2 separate regions of the Homo sapiens genome follow, and region 2 is linked to region 1. Evidence: read pairs that join two places in POLR2A ChIA-PET (ENCODE). Cell type or tissue: OCI-LY7. All regions are shown on one strand. Links, peaks and the distances in the headings refer to the core of each region. The heading gives the core; the rest is flanking DNA. Region 1 overlaps PAQR8 (progestin and adipoQ receptor family member 8). Region 2 overlaps TRAM2 (translocation associated membrane protein 2).

Region 1 (8,337 bases), core at 224-8,223:
ACAATAGAAGCTGACTTTTAAGGCATTGGCTTTTAAATTAATACATATATCCAAGGATATGTTATAGCTGCAGTGTTTGAAAGCCAAAGGATTTAAGAGTTTTGTTGTTGTTAATAAAAGGAATACTCCTTTTCCTTTTGGATCATAGCTTAACAAGGCACAGGAAGGGAAGGGATCTTGACTAAGATTCATGAGACATTGAATTAAGGAGAATCATCTTCATGCCTGAAAATTTAGCAAAATTCCGACTATGGCCTCCAGGGGCAATTCCTAAAAGCTGAATGGATAATAAAATTGGACTGGAAAGTAAGTAGGTGGCTGGTCCTCACCCTGTTGGAATGGCTATCCTACTATGCTGTTCTTTGGTAATGGAATAAATTGACCCAAGGACCGAATTTCATTTGGATTTCAAATTGTCCAGAGTGGAAAAGCCTTCAAGATGACATGATGAATTACTCAGTTCATCTGATTTCTGGTCCCTCCTTTCTCGACAACTATAATACTAACCCTTTTCTCAGGATAACTGTCTACACCTGGCAGTTTTCTCTGACGTGCTGTTCACTCACATCCCTACCTTGCATGGTAATATAAAGGACTAGGAAGCAGTCATACTTCCAGGAAATGCTTGGATTCATGTGGACATTCAGGAAGCTTATTCTCATATAATACTAATCTAAACAGTACTAGAAATTACAGTGCCAAGAGCCACCAGGAGGCCCAGCCAATAAGCATAGATACTATATGGTATCATGGGACCCATCTATTTTTTACCAGTGGACTACAGGATTACTTGAGAGTTATCAGGGCTGCCTAACAGACCAGGAGATCTGGGGGTTGCACCAGGGAATCGCCATATTTGACCAGCATGTTTTAAAAGCTCTTGGTAGGATTAGTTGGTTCTAAGGATCCCTCTAGGGACCTCATTATTTCAAGAGGAACCCAAAGTCCAGCCTCCTACATAGATGCTGCCCCACGAAGGACCCACAAAACTAACCTAGTTCAGGGTTCTCAGGCAGGCAGTTCTGCTTCAGCTTAGAGCAGAACCCATAAAATACTCAAGTACTGGGATAGGCAAGCATGTGTGTTTACTGTGGATTGGTCCCTGAAGGCTCCTTTGGGTGAGAACATGTGAACCAGGCACCCTGGTTTGTTTGGAGCATTGCTGCCCAGAAGCTTCTATGGGATAGGTGGTGCTTGGGATTGATGTGTTGTGGCCATGCAGCCCTCCCTGAGGATTGACTTCTGCACTAATCCAGTGAAGGAGGCTGTGTCAAAAGAAGGGCTCAGAAGCCCTCTTTTCAGAGGCAATGATTCCTGTCAGTATGAGGTCCCTTAGTTACTAAAAAGGGACATGATTTAACTCCAGTTTGATGAACCTCCTCCGAGTTTACTTTATTGTCTTCAAATCTTTTGTTTTCTTCCTTTTTGTGAGATTTGTGGGTTTTGTGCCTTATAAATGGAAATGTATGAACACAATATATGCTCATGTAGAATTTTCTGTTCTGGGTTATTGGGATAAGAAAAAATATATATTGCTCTTCAACTAGTGAATGAAAGAAACTTCAGAAAGCTAGAATTGCTTATCAATCAAAAGACTTTCTCAATCTATTTTGGCCACAAACAAACATATTCAACTGAAGCTTTCCAATAATCTTTATATCAAGAAAGCATGCGTCTTGTCAGCTACATTGTTTTCTTAGATGGATTTCTCCTGTTAATCCTCAAATATCTGAACTTCTGTGTTACCCAAGTGTCTTATACAAGCTTCTGGTGTCTAGGACAAATTTATGGCAAATAAAATTAGCAAAACTGAACTGGGTTGAACTGAACAAGAGGATGGGGGAATTGTGCAAATACGTTGTTAGTAGAAGGTCAATTTAAAATAGGGACTAGAAATTATTTGAAGTTTTCTTTATTACGGATTCAAAGACTTATTTTGAAAGTTGGAAGGAGAAGGGAGGGAAGAGAGCAGAAGGGAAGAAGGTGTAAGTCAAGCTCTTGAATATAACTGGTGGTATTGTGGGCAGAGATCTTTAGTTCAAATCCACGTATTTTTTAAAAGAGAGAACCGGAGGTAGAGCAATGATCAGATGGGTGCACAGACCAGTGCCAATCTGAACATTGTTAATGGCCTGTGACATGATGAGCACAGGAACAGGCATGAAGATATTGCCATACAATTTTAATTTATACAAGTATTGGCCCCTCAAGTGGTTGGAAATTTTTTTTTTAATCTCTTTTTCTGAGACAGGGTCTTACTCTGTCGCCCAGGCTGGAGTGCAGTGATGCAATCACGGCTCACTGCAGCCTCGACCTCCCCAGCTCAAGCAATCCTCCCACCTCAGCCTCCTAAGTACCTGGTACTACAGGCGCGTGCCACCACACCTGGCTAATTTTTGCATTTTTTGTAGAGACAGGGTTTTGCCACGTTGCTTAGGCTGGTCTTGAACTCCTGAACTCAAGTGATCCGCCCACCTCAGCCTCCCAAAGTGTTGGGATTACAGACATTAGCCATCACGCCTGCCCTAGAAACAGTTTTTTAATAGGAGATATTTGAGAGGCATTGAGGTAGGAGACTCTATGACATGCCCTCAGAATATCAGAATCTTCTTAGAAATAAACTAGGAAATGCAGATGTTTTTAACTACTCAGACTTTTGAGGAATTAATCCTTTTAAAACATTTTTGTTAAAGTTAGTGTATCAGTAAGAAACAGACCTAGTTTAAAAGGAATAATCAACAATTTTATAAAGGAGATGGCTTATTCAACCATAGCCCCTCCAACATATCTACTGGAAATTCTGCTGGTTAACTTTATCTCTCTCTCTCTTAATTTAGACTTTCAACCTATGAAAATGTAAATACCTTTGAAAAAACTAAACTATCAGTCATTTACATCCTCTCATGAATGAAATGCAGTGTAGGGAGAGGAGATGGCAGGACACAGCAAACAGGACACATTTGCCTGCTTCTCTCTTGCCTAATTCTTCCTGACCTGTATTTACTGATGCTTAATAATACTTGTAAGACTCTAGGGGTTCATTTCCCATTTCAGCGGAAAGTACTTCACTCAACAACAATATTCTCAAGAGTCTTCTACTGGAAGCTAGAAAGAAATAGGAATTTAAGTCCATAGAATGAAGGTAGTTATTCCTGCCTGTGTTGCCCACCTGTTCACAAAAAGTACCTTTATGCTTGAAAACATTAGGTTCTTTGGTTACTGCACTGTAGTTTCAAATGGATCCTCCAGATGGCATTCATGTCTTACTCAGAAAGGGCACTGCCATTGTCCCCAAGGCTTCTGTCTACTAATTCTATTGGTCTTGTGTTTTGCTTGCTTGGCAAAAAAAAAAAAAAAAAAAAAAAAAAAAAAAATGGAGCTATTTTCTGTCTATATAAATCTACTTATATGAATAACCATTAAAGTGATTTTGTATATGCATTGTTGTAGTGTCAGCAGTTTAAAGAAACAGCTACTTTGTTTCTTTGACAAGGTCTTAACAAGGACTACCCTGAAGAGGCCCCCTCTGAAAGGTTTTATTTATACAAACATTGTCAGGAAAAGGAGGTCAGGACACTATCTCTACCAAGAAGCAGGAAAGTATAAAAACTTTTAAAAAATCTCCATGCCTTATCCCCCATACACATATCCCCCATACACACACCCTAATACCTACTTGTGAGTAGAACAAATTGCTTCCCCACAAAATGCTATGAAGTTGATTTCTCTGAAGATTTCAATGTAATTAAATAAATATTCCTAGTTTCATAGATGATAGTGTAAAAGATTTCAACATTTTTAATTCATTGGCTACAATTTTATAAATGTAAAAATTATGAATTATACTATGATTTAACTATAGCAGGTACTACAATGTACGTGTTGTGAAATGTGGCATCTATTAACCAACTAATTATGTAGCCTTCAAAGTTAGATTAAAAGAGCTGTGTAAAAGGTGATTCTCTAGGCACTGCTGAAGCTGCAACTGCAGCTTCAGGCTATAGTACTATCATAATCACTAAGAAAACAGCATTTCTATGGCTAGAGGCTCCACTGGTCGAATTATGGTTGTCACTCTTGCCCAAACCCTTTTTTTTTCACCAGCAGGGGCCCCAGGCAGTTTGAAAATCCTTCTGTTGTTACTGTTACTAGTTTAACCACTCTTCAGTTATTAATTTAGCAAGAATTTATTGAGCACCTATTGGTGAAAGGTACCACCTTGGCTCTGGAGACACCACAGTGTGGAAAAACACACTCTGTGGGCAGAGAGTCTGCCGTCTGCTAAATGAGGACCAGTATCTTTTCCTTGGGCCATGAGGGTCCCTCTCCCCGGATCGTGGTTCCAATCACAGCCTGAGGGCCAGGAGGCTGGGACCTGGTTTGGGCCAGAACTTCTTCATAAGGATTAAGCCCTCTCTCCCCTTTACCTCCAGAGGTTGGAAACATCTTCCCCTGTAGCAAGGCAGTCACCTTAAAGCTGCCTCTACTTCCCGTTACTCCTGCTACTTCTCCGACCCTTCTCACTACCCTCTAGTTGTTTTAACTCAGTCATGGGGATCCTTGACACATCCAGACAGAGAGAGAGAGAAGGCCTAAATTTCCACAAGCAGTAGCGACTTCCCAGGTACATAAAGTCCCATCCTTCAAGGAAGAGGATGTGTGGTTCCAACCTGAATACAGGTTCCTAACTTGGTAAGTTGAAAACAGCATGCTGCACTCTGGCTACCTCCTTAAAACAATAACCATATCCTTTGTGGAATTATTATAGAAGTAATTTAACATGGAAGGAAAATCATTGCATTAAAAAGATAATTCATTTAAATATTAACTTTGGGAGCATATCTATCTATGGTAAGGGCTTTTCTTACATAACAGGATTCTCACTGGAAGAGGTATTCACTATATTTTAAGATTCCAAGAGGCCTGGACCATATGGAAGGCTACAGAATAACAGCTCAAATTTTATTGTGCATTATGATTTCTAAAACATTTCCACATCAATATGAGCTTCTAAACTGTATGAGGTAAGTAAGGCCAAACAGGTCTCCATTGAACTAGGAAACACTAGAAAGGTCAAGTGACTGGTTTGAAGCCACACAACTAGTTATAATGTTTAAACTCATTTTTCCTTCAGAAAAATTCACGGTCCAGCTAATCAGAAACATCAGCACCAAATACTTGCAGAGCTTTTTACAGCAAATGAAGCACTTTTATGCATTATGTACACTTTGACATAATCTTTTAACTTTTGATCCTAATATCTCATGCATAGCCAGGGTTGCATCATTTCTTTTTTGAGTTAAAGTGACTTCACTCCACCCACATCCTTGGATGCAGAATAAAGCATTCATTGCATCACAGAGGCTTCTCAGAACCCCAAAGTTCATTGTCCATGGGCCCTTGGGGACTGGATTATAAAGTCAAGTCCTACTCTCCAGTCAGTTTCCTGAAAATATGTTTGGATCCTTGGATGAGAAAGTCCTGCCAAATCTCAAATCCTCCCTTTTATCTTTTGATGGGATTGTCAGTTCTTTAAACAATCACCTTTCCCCGGGATTTTGACAAGAGATATGAACTTGAACATGGGATTTAAAAAATGTTTCTCTGCCATATGAAAGAGTTTTGCAGACTTACTAGAAAGCACAAAAAAGTCTTTGATTATTTCTTAAAGCAATATATGCTTATTAAAGAAACTAGAAAAGTAGTAAGAAAAGATAATCCTTGGATCCATCAGTAAAATAAAATCCCTGTTAGGGAAAAATAAGGCTTATGTCAAAATATTGTCAATGATAAAAGGTGTAGCAGTGTCATGTAAAGATTCCTGAAAAAACAGATATTGTAAACTAGAAATTTTAAGCAGCCTAGTATTTTATTCTTTAAGTTACAAAATCAACCGTCTGGCTCAGTTTACAGGAGTACCGAGAATGACATTACACTCCCTTCTGACATTATATTATGTAGGTAATTTGATGTTGTTGTGGCTGATACTGGCTCATTAATCCAAGCCAATGATACATTGTCTCTCATGTTGAAAGAATTGCATGGAATGTTTCTCCTGAATCAAGCTCTCAGAGAGGACTGTGCTAGAAATACCTTTACTGGAGGTAAGGACTGGCCTGCTGAACCTGTGAGTATGTGGATTCATTGTCAGTCCTTCCACAGTGACCACTGCTGGATACCAGGCTCTGTTCTAGGCACCTGGGATACAGGAATGAATAAAACACACAAATTCCTGCCCTTATGGAGAAACAATGAACCAAATCAATAAATTATATATTAGAAGATAACAGTGCCAAGGAGAAACAGAGAGCAAGGAAGAGAGATAGACTGGAGAAATTGGTAAGTGTGCCATTTTAAACAGGATCAGGGAAGAATACCAAAAAAGGTGATGGAGCCAGCTCTGTTTCTCACCCAGGCAAAGGGAAGAAGTGCAAGGGCTCTGAGCCTAGGGCATGCCAGGAATGGCCAGGAGGGAAAATGCAGAGAGGGAAAATACAGCAGAAGATGAGGACAAGTTGTATAGGTCTTGTGAAGAATTGCTTTTACTGTGACTTTGGGAATGGGGTATGTGAGGAAGAATTCTGTCCAAGGAAATTCAGGGTAGCTATCTATCGATATGGATTAATTACTAATTGCACATTACTTTGCCTTTAGGAAATAGAGCAAATTCTGTTTCCTGCAATATGCACAAAACCAGACTGACATCAAGTTATTCCATGTGTAGGCCAGCAAACTCTGTGTTCCTGTGGCCACACTCTCATGCTTGCAGAATTCTTCCCAGATTCCTCCCAGAGCATTTTTAAAGTGCCCAGAATGTTGACCTCTGCTTCTGACATAGGCTTTGAATGTTTTCTCATTCTTTGGACACTAGTTTGTACTCTGGATAATCCTCTGGGCAGAAATGACATGACATGTCTAAGGCAGAGCCTATAAATTGGGGATAATAACAGTTTACATTATCTAGTACTCACCACTTGCCAAGAACTGAGCTGAGCTGTTTTCCTAGATTCCTTCATTTAACCCTCATAGTAGCCCTGTGAGGTAGGCACTAATACTGCCTCCATTTTGCAAATGAGGAAACTGAGGCATAAAGTAAATTTGCCCACAACTACCTGGCTCTTAAGTAATGGAATCTCACAGACACTCAGGCCTTTGAATCCAGAGTCTATATTCTTAGCCACTAAAATTAAGTGAATGTAGAAGATTCTTTCCTCTAACTTCTCACATTGTCACTTGTGTGAACCATAAAAAGTTTAAAATTAAGAGGGAAGTGTAATGTAGATTTCCATCTCCCCACCCCTGATAAATGAAGTAAACCTAAGGATGCAGTTCTCATTTTATTTCTAGACACTTTAGCCAAGCAAAAGTCCTTATACTGTTATTGTCGAATGGTACCAAGGCTGAGATTCCTAAGTGTATTTTGTGCTAGAATACAACATGGCGCTACTCACATTACAATCTCAGAAGCCCTCTGTAATGACCTGAAGGATCTGAAGGACAGAAACTCACTTTAAGAACCACTGACTTCAAATTATTTTTGCATGCTTCTCTAATGTTTATAAAATGACTCTAGTGAATACTTTCTCATCTTTAGGACCTTTTAATATATCTTATTCCTCATTAAAATAAATTTGAGCATGATTCCAGGCTAAACAAATTTCTTAAAGACAGCAATGGCAACATGCAAAATATCTCCATCTAGTGTTTTCTCTTTTCTAAACAAGAACAAATTATCTTGGAATCTGACTAATTTTGCTCCAGGAAAAATACCTTTGCACACAGTACCCGGCACAAAGTTTGTGTTCGGAAAGTGCTAGTGGTAATCACACAGTCATTATTTCTTTTTCTATTTTTTTTTTTTGAGATGGAGTTTTGCTCTTGTTGCCCAGGGTGGAGTCCAGTGGCGCAATCTCAGCTCACCACAACCTTTAGCTCCCAGGTTCAGGCGATTCTGCCTCAGCCTCCCTAGTAGCTGGGATTACAGGCATGTGCCACCACGCCCCGCTAATTTTGTATTTTTAGTAGAGACCAGGTTTCTCCATGTTGGTCAGGCTGGTCTCGAACTCCCACCCTCAGGTGATTCGCCCGCCTCAGCCTCTCAAAGTGCCGAGATTACAGGTGTGAGCCACCGCACCTGGCCCACAGTCATTATTTCTATCACTTCACGCTGAGCAGGGTGTTGTGAGTTCTGCACAAATTCATCCACACTCTCCAAGGGCTCCCAGACGTCTCTCACCAGAACAGGAGCTCTCTGTCCTTGGGAGGGATTTTTCTCCACCCACAACGGAATAAGATGTAGTTCATCTTCCCTGGGAAATGGGGGATTTCTTGCTTTCC
Region 2 (8,337 bases), core at 313-8,312, 130 kb after region 1:
AATCAACCCTCTGATCATGATCTGGCTTCACAAATAAGCCCTTCTTATAATAAAAGGATGCCCAATCACATGCACTTCAACTTTTTTGGTCTCCAGGATAATTCTTTCTCATGGTAAATTAGTAAGACAGCTCTGGGTATGTGGGGTATGATCCAGCATCCCCTGTAAGTTGACTTCAGGGAGAAATGTAATGAAAACACCAGCACAATGTTTGATGACTGGCTATCTCTATAGACATTTATAAACTGGTATTCTGATTTTTTTTTAATCCTGTGCATTTTATATTTACAAAACAACTTTAAATTTAGGGTTTATGGGTCATGAGTATTAAATGACAGAAGGTATTTTGGCAATACATACATAAAACCTTTACATACTACTTAACCCAGAAATTCCAGTAATAGGAAGTTATCCTAAGAAAGTCATCACAAATAAATGTAAAAATTTAGCCACAAGAATGTTCACTGTAGTACTATTTACAATAAAAACAGGAAACCTAAATATCCATATGGGGCTGATTGGATAATTTGTGGTAATCCCTATTAAGAAACATCCTGCAGCTTTTCAGAATATCTGGTTAAATGGAATGATAATCGAGGACACACAAAAAGGTTCATCATATTATAAAAACAAAAAATTGTGTTATAAATCAATATTCCAAAACGTTCTAACTTTAGTTTTTTTCTGGGTGATGGGGTCCTGTGTAACTTTTATCTTCTTATGGTTTTCTGTGTTATAATTTTTCTCTAAGAGTTATATATCACTCATATAAATGTATTTTGAAAAAGTGTTTAAGAATAAATTTTAACTAGTCACAAAAGGTCAAATACTATATATGATTTCACTTATATGAGGTACCTAAGGTAGTCAAATTCACAGAGACAGAAAATGGAATGGGGGCTGTTGGGGGCTAGAGGGGGTGGGGAAAGGGGAGTTAGGGTTTGGTGGGCAGAGTTTCAATCTGCAAGATGAAAAGAGTTCTGGAGATAGATGGTGGTGATGGTAGCACAACAATGTGAATGTACCTAATGCCACTAAGTTACACACTTACAAATGGTTACGATAGTACATTTTATGTTATATAGATTTTACAATTTTTTTAAACTAAAAAATAAATCAGTAAATCTTGAGTACAGCCAAGTCTCTGTTATTAGGATTTTCAAGAGGCAAGAGTAAATAAGCCCGGATTTGACTTAGAACACATAGCCCTGAGCCACATCATCCACGTGCCCCCCAGCACTAGAGTGTGCCCTGGGATGAGCGGGCATCTGTCTGCTTCCTGACCACTGGTGCTGGCCACATGTTTCCTGGCCCACTGAGGACAGAGATGCTCTCCAGTCTCTTTAGTAGCATAGAGCTTTCTTCCTCTTTTGCCAATGTCCCTCAGTTTGACTCTCAGATGAAGAAACTGACTTGGTTGCCCCAGAAAAGCATGGCTTCCTTCCAAGCCTGGCCACAGTGACTGCAGGGGATGGTGGGCCCAGGAAAGATTCATGGCTATATCCTCCATGAGCCACAGGTTCAGGAATTTGCCCCCAAAGTCCTTTAGCTAGTAGCTGGCAGAGCCAGACAAGGAAAAGAATCTCACCTTAAAGTCAAGACAAGTCACCTCTCTACTATAAAGAGGAAAAGGCCGGGTGCAGTGGCACATGCCTGTAATCCCAACACTTTGGGAGGCTGAGGCGGGTAGATTACCTGAGGTCAGGAGTACAAGACCAGCCTGACTAACATGCTGAAACCCCTTCTCTACTAAATACAAAAAATTAGCCGGGCGTGGTGGTGCACATCTGTAATTACTTGGGAGGCTGAGGCAGGAGAATCACTTGAACCCGGGAGGTGGAGGTTACAGTGAGCCAAGATCGCGCCATTGTACTCTAGCCTGGGCAACAAGAGGGAAACTCCGTCCAAAAAAAAAAAAAAAGGCTGGGCACGGTGGCTCACGCCTGTAATCCCAGCACTTTGGGAGGCCAAGGTGGGCAGATCACCTGAGGTCGGAAGTTCGAGACCAGCCTGACCAAAATGGAGAAACCCTGTCTCTACTAAAAACATAAAATTAGACTGGCACGGTGGCGCATGCCTGTAACCCCAGCTACTTGGGAGGCTGAGGCGGAAGAATCGCTTCAACCCGGGAGGTGGAGGTTGCAGTGAGTCGAGATCAGGCCATTGCACTCCAGCCTGGGCAACAAGAGTGAAACTCCATCCAAACAAACAAACAAACAACAACAACAAAAAGAATAAAGAGGAAAGAACTAGGTTCAGCAAACAAAAGTCCTTCCTTTGTTCATCAAGAGGCTGCCCAGGACTTTGCCACTGAGAAAGGAGCGATACTCTGGTGCTGGTGGCGGGATCGGAGAACCCCTAAGTTGCAGACCTGTGCCCGAGGGCTGGACTCAGCCTTCAGATGTGTTGGTTTGGTTTACACAATGTTGACCCGCATGGTGTTTGCAGAATTTCTAAATTAGTTGGCAACATTTAAAAATCAGAGTATTTCTACCTAAAAAGAGATTTCTTTGGATTCTTTTGTAGGGGGTGGAAAAGGAAGCTCTTAGGCTCACAGGTTTTACACTCCTATGTGACAATTGGCTGGAAGTGAGCAGCAGCTACTCCTTTAGATAGACCCTCTCCCCTGTCCAGTTCAGCGATTTACCTGCCTGGCCTTGCTGCTCCTTGAGCTGTAGCCCCTCAACTGTACTGGGAACTGCCTGTGAGGCCGCTCTGGTACCTGGCATGATGCTGGCTGGGCTCCCTGTAAGTGCTTGGAAATGCTCAGCCACTATGGGGGAAGCTTGTGATGCAGCAGCTCTAGTCAGTGAGCCTTAACAACAGTCCTGTGACAAGACTTGTGGCTGGGCCTGAGGTTTGGTCCTTACCCCAACCCAGTCAGAGTGCAGCACCCTGGGCCCCAACCATGCTTCCATGCACTATCAAAACGCAACATCCTGCCCATTCTCCTCTGAAAATGTTAAAAGGAAGCCATGCTCTGGAGAACAGATCAATGGTCATGATGCCTCACATCCTGTCTCCAACAGAACTCAATGTTAGATGCTTTGGAGAAAGGAGTAGGAGCTGCACAAAGCACCACGTGGTGCAGCAGGTCCTCTTCTGATGAAGAAGACAGAGAGCAGAAGAGAGGGAAGTTCTTAGCGGTTAATGCTGCACCACTGCAATCTCAGTGGTGGAGGCTGCCAGAGGCTGGTTGAAATATCTAAAAAGATTGTACACAGCTAGGCGTGGTGGCTCATGCCTGTAATCCCAGCACTTTGGGAGGCCAAGGCAGGTAGATCACGAGGTCACGAGTTCGAGACCAGCCTGGCCAACATGGTGAAATTCCTTCACTACTAAGAGTACAAAAATTAGTAGGGCGTGGTGGCACACGCCTGTAATCCCAGCTACTTGTGAGGCTGAGGCAGGAGAACTGCTTGAACCTGGGATGTGGAGGTTGCAGTGAGCCAAGATTGTGCCACTGCACTCCAGTCTGGGTGACAGAGCAGAGACTCCGTCATGGGGGAAAAAAAAAAAATTGTACACAGATGGGGAAAAGGAAGCTTTCCAGGTCCTTCAGGGTTAACAGGGCCAGGAGAAGATGGAGACCAGTGATTCTTACCTGCTGTAGGCACGCTAATGTTATACTGAGGTAAAATAAATAGAAAGGCAGTCTTGGCTGTGACCTGTAAAACAAAGGAAAAGAGTTCCAGTTTAGCTTTTGGCCACATCAAAAGAAACAAGTGGAAGCTGCTAACCGCCCCTTTTACATCTTAGACCCTCAAACCTCTTGACTGAACGGTTCTGCCTAATGCAGAGTTAGCATTAGTTTTTGTTCTATTTTTCTTTAATGACATACCTCTCAATACCTGTACCCTGGGACTCAGATGGTATCTAGACTGGTACTCACTGCAGATGAGATGAAACAAGCTGTGCATGGCAGGACAGGAGCTCACAAGTGAATAGTACAAATTTGTCAGCCATTCGTTCATTCAGATATTTATCAGTTTAGTTCTGTGCATCAGCATTGTGGAAGACAGAAACTAATAAATAAAGTCACAACCTTCAAGAAGGTTAGGACCTAGCTGAGGTTTCCACAGCACTTTGGCTGCCTGTGCATTGGAGAGCAGCCCTGAAAGTCGACACCTGAGCTTCAGAAACAGAGAATTCCAGCTGCTAATTTCACATCTACCTTACTGGGAGGCATGGGGCCAGAAGTAACATCCCACATTCCTGGTTTGTTTATTTCAAAAACTGCCTTTAAAATCTTAGTTGTGCTGTGAAACAAAAAACTGTGGTTGCCACCTAGTTATGAATGGCCAAATCAGTACTGTGACAGTTTAGCCAGCAGGGGAGGGATGACAAAACCTGGGGGTTTGAAGGTTGGACTCAAGAATCGACTACCTGGGTTCAAATGCCAGCTCTGCCATTTTCTTGCTATGTATCTACCAGCAAGTAATCTTATACGCTGAGCCTCAGTCTGCTTGTCCATAAAATCAGGGGTGCTTGTAATACCTCAGCTAGTTTGGGTACTACAGACTGGTGTGGCGCTGGCCCAGCTGCTAGCGTTGTTCAAAGCTCCCCAGAGGTTTCGGATGTGCAGGTGGGCCTGAGAACCACCATCCACACTGTTCTGAAACCTGCAGCAAGGCCAGGTGAGGAGGCAGCCCAGGACCAGGCCTTTCCCAAGGGCCCTCTGGAGACACCTCGTCAATAAAGGGGTGCTGGTTCTTCTCTAACAGAGGTTTGAAGGATGCACATGTGAGGGATAGGGTGGAGGACAAACACACTGGACAGTGGCAAAGGCAGCATGGAAATGAGTGAATGATACATCACAGATGCCCTGTGTTGCCCAGACATGCCAGTGAGAGGTCACTATCCTCAGCTACCTCTAGAGACAACCCTCTCCTTTAAAGAGCAAATCTCCCCACTCCCCTGGTCAACAAGACCCATCCCATTCAGTGGGTGTCATTTACTCTGTACACAGAGATGCAGGACAAGACTTCTCGTGTCTTTGTGCTGCAGCCTTAGACATGTCCTATCAGGCTTGCAGGGAAAAACCCAAATGAGATTAGCTAAGAGGAGTGATAGAAAACACCAAGCCCTATCCGAATATACAGGTCTTCCTAATCCCCACCCTAAAACCTTATTACCTTTGGTCAAGACCTTTTTCAGTGTTCTCGACCTACCTTCCTGTCCAACTGCCTGTATTTTCTTTAGAACAGATGTGCTGGGTTTCAGCCAATATATTCTACTCACCACTTCCTTTGGGGAGTTTTAGCCACTCTCAGTTTGCGTCCTACCTTTCCTATACCCACCACCACACACACACAGCTCTCCTGATTAGAATCTCACACATCCCTTCATGACCCACCTCAATTGTAACCTCTGTGAAGCCATTCCCAGCTGTTCAAGGGGCATGATCTCTGCTTGCCGGATGCACTCTGTGTCATGCTCTGCTGTATTTATCATTTCCATACCCTTGTTCATAGTTCTCATCAGGCTCTCACCTCCTCCACAGTTCTCATCAGACTCCTCACAGTCCCACAGGCAGGGACTGTGCCGTCCCGTTCCCATTTATCCTCGCAGCCCCTCTTACGTAAGGAGCCCAGATGCACACAGTAAGTGCTCAGTAACGGCTCATTGCTTAAGATGAAAAATCAAAAGCCAAGTCAGCTTCACTCAGCTGTACTTATTCCCCCTCTGTCGTGGGAGCTGCCCCCAGTGCCATCATCCAGGCTGTCCTCTACCATCAACGGCCTTCTCTGTGAGACCTTTCCAGGCACTAAGCCACCTGAATCCAGCTCTGCCACAGAGCCCCTCCTGCCCACGCTAGCCATGTTGGCTCTCCCTCTCTGAACTCCACTCATATAGGTCATTCCTGGCCCAACCACCTAACACTTCATATTGTCTGACATGACTCCTCTGAAAATAAACCTCATCTTCTCAGCCTGAAATCCCTGTGAAGGAAGATCAGAGGAGTTGGAAGAAATGAGAGAAAGGAGGAGCCAGGAGAAAGCAGGCAGGCATAAACCAAACACTCTACCCTGCCTAGGCACATATCTCCCACTTGATTTCATTCAAGAAATGCACATGTCTTTTAGAGCACAGGGTGGAGACCTCTGTGGGGCTTGGGTTGTCTGCCATCCATTCTCCTCTCTTAATGGCACCAGGGTTTCCTGAGGGAAGCCTCTCTCCAGCTGTGTGTGGGCATAGGATGTGTGTGGGGTCACTACGGGGGATGGGAGGATGGAGGGGATAGACCCTCTCCTCAGGGCAGGAGCTGGGCCAACCGGACACCCTGCCCTGGGCTCTGGGTCTTGGGCGGGTATGAGGAGGTGCTGCTGGCCCCCACAGAGCCTCCTTCAGTTGGCCAGGGTCCACTTCTAGGACACATTATCATTCAATGGGAAGAGCACTGGTGTTCAACTCCGGCTGCACATTAGAATCCCTGGGGGAGCTTCTAAAATCTCTGTGCCTGAGCCACACCCCAGCCAATTAAACCAGACTCTTTGGGGCATGGGCATTTTGTCAAACTCCCCAGAGCATTCCAATGCGCTGCCAAGTCTGAGAACTTTTGCATTTTTTTTAAAGGAAGATAGACATCTGGTATGTGGGCTCTACATATATTCTTGCCCTCACCCAACATATACAGTTAACTGTCATCATTCACATGAATTATGTTCTCTCAAGTCACTGCAAACACTGAATTAGTGAACACTGAAACCTTGTTCCTGGGAGAAATACAGGGTTAGGTTCCTGCAAGCCTCTGGTCCCATTTTTGTCAACAGATCAATTCATAACCTTGTTTTATGTGTGTTTCTGTTTAAAGACACCTAATTTAACATATATTGTTGATTCATTAACATTGAATTCATGGCCAACAGCGCCATAACTCATGCCAGAATAAAGCTTGTCTAACCACATATGCTATCTCCATGAGGCACATCATAGTCATCCTACGCTTAGGATGCTAGACAGCACTTCTGCATGACAGTTGGGGGCCATTTTTAAATAGTGAAATCACCAAAAAGCAGCAGAAAAATGCAAAAAATGTGGCACTAAAGAGACTACGAAAAGGACATCTGTCTACAGGATGAGAGCCGGAACTGGAGGCAGAGTGTCGCCTTGTTTGGCCTCAACTGGGAATGTGAGTGTTGGGCAACCCAAAAGTGTTTGCAGCTCTGCACATCTCTGTGAATGACCAAAGAAGCTGATTTGGGGGTTACAAATAAATCTCAGCAAGTAAGCGAATTTGCAAAAACAAAATCCACAAATAATAAGGATCAAACGTATCAGGGAAAACCTGAACGTCAGCACCATGAGGGCCAAGATTTTTTTTCTTTTTTAACAACTGTATTCAGGTATAATTTACACAACAAAAAAAAAAAATCACCCATTTTAAGTGTACAGCTCTAAAGCATTTATCTTTATTTTTAAACTGTCTCTTCCTTGGGGAAACATAAGCTGTAGGAGCGTGGGGATCTGACCTGCCTTGATGATCTGACTTGCCTTGTTTGAGGTGCACATCCATGGATGGCTTCAAACTGCCCCAGAACAGAGCGGCACTCAGCAAATGCTTAAATGAACACAGTGACTAAGCAGGAGAGAGTCGGTGCTGTGCTCAGCTATCTGACCCTCATCCTGTCATCTGTCCACGATTATTCTTCTCTGTATGTCTTCTCTCTCTCGGTCTGTCCCAGAGCTGGGTGAATAGTAGGTTTCTCATAAATTCCTATTTGACAAACTCATACTGTAAGCAGCTATAATATTTAGTGACTACAGATGAATGCTTAACATGTTTTCTGAACATGATTCTGAGAGAACAGGATCTACGGCCATAATCATGACAAAAATACTAGATCCCAGTATTTTTCCATCCCTAGCCCCCCTGGTAGTAGCAGCAGAAACCATTCTAAAAAGTGCAACTTTCTCTGTAAACAGCCATGCTTGCTCCCACATTACCATATCTCAACAAGATGGTGTCAGTTTCCCTGGTTTATAGATGAAAAAGCCAAATTTGGGGCACAGAGAGATAAAGTAGCCTCCCGAGACCTCACAACTATACAAGCAGAAAAGGCAACATTCAACTTGATTTTTTAAAAACCTTGTCCCAAAAACAAACTTAGGAGGCACACAATACTGCACATAGAATAGAATGGTAATGTAAAATGGAAGCAGGAAAGAACACAAAAAATATGCATTTTAGGCAAAGAAAAGAAGCAAGGAATGAGGCTGATCCACAAAAATGCATTCCAGGAAGTCCTACTCATTGGCTAAAGGTGGCCAGAAATTTGGCTCCAAGCTTTTCTGCAGCCACCTGAAGGAGTGATCAGCTTCTAGATTGACCACATC

The links. Peaks named below come from ENCODE experiments on the same cell type or tissue, not always from the same donor. Only the 100,000 strongest peaks of a DNase experiment are listed, where the experiment ranks them.
Region 2: POLR2A ChIA-PET joins it to region 1 with 10 read pairs; 9 of 35 experiments call an interaction of 5 or more read pairs at or near these places.

Annotation. Positions count from the first base shown.
Region 1 is chr6:52,404,337-52,412,673 of GRCh38, forward strand. PAQR8 (progestin and adipoQ receptor family member 8) reads left to right here. Exons shown (of 2, transcript NM_133367.5): 2 at 1-3,441. Among named protein-coding and RNA genes, the nearest start is that of EFHC1, 12 kb to the right of the region's middle. In OCI-LY7, for the core only: CTCF peaks have their summits at 3,254 (motif pointing right), 3,457 and 4,116; a DNase peak (open chromatin) is centred at 3,265.
Region 2 is chr6:52,532,179-52,540,515 of GRCh38, forward strand. TRAM2 (translocation associated membrane protein 2) reads right to left here. Exons shown (of 11, transcript NM_012288.4): 2 at 3,605-3,668. Among named protein-coding and RNA genes, the nearest start is that of TRAM2, 41 kb to the right of the region's middle. RefSeq lists enhancers at 4,792-4,841, 5,022-5,111, 5,362-5,421. In OCI-LY7, for the core only: CTCF peaks have their summits at 4,360 and 4,562; DNase peaks (open chromatin) are centred at 2,993, 3,723, 4,563 and 5,263; H3K4me3 peaks cover 3,153 bases; H3K27ac peaks cover 4,269 bases.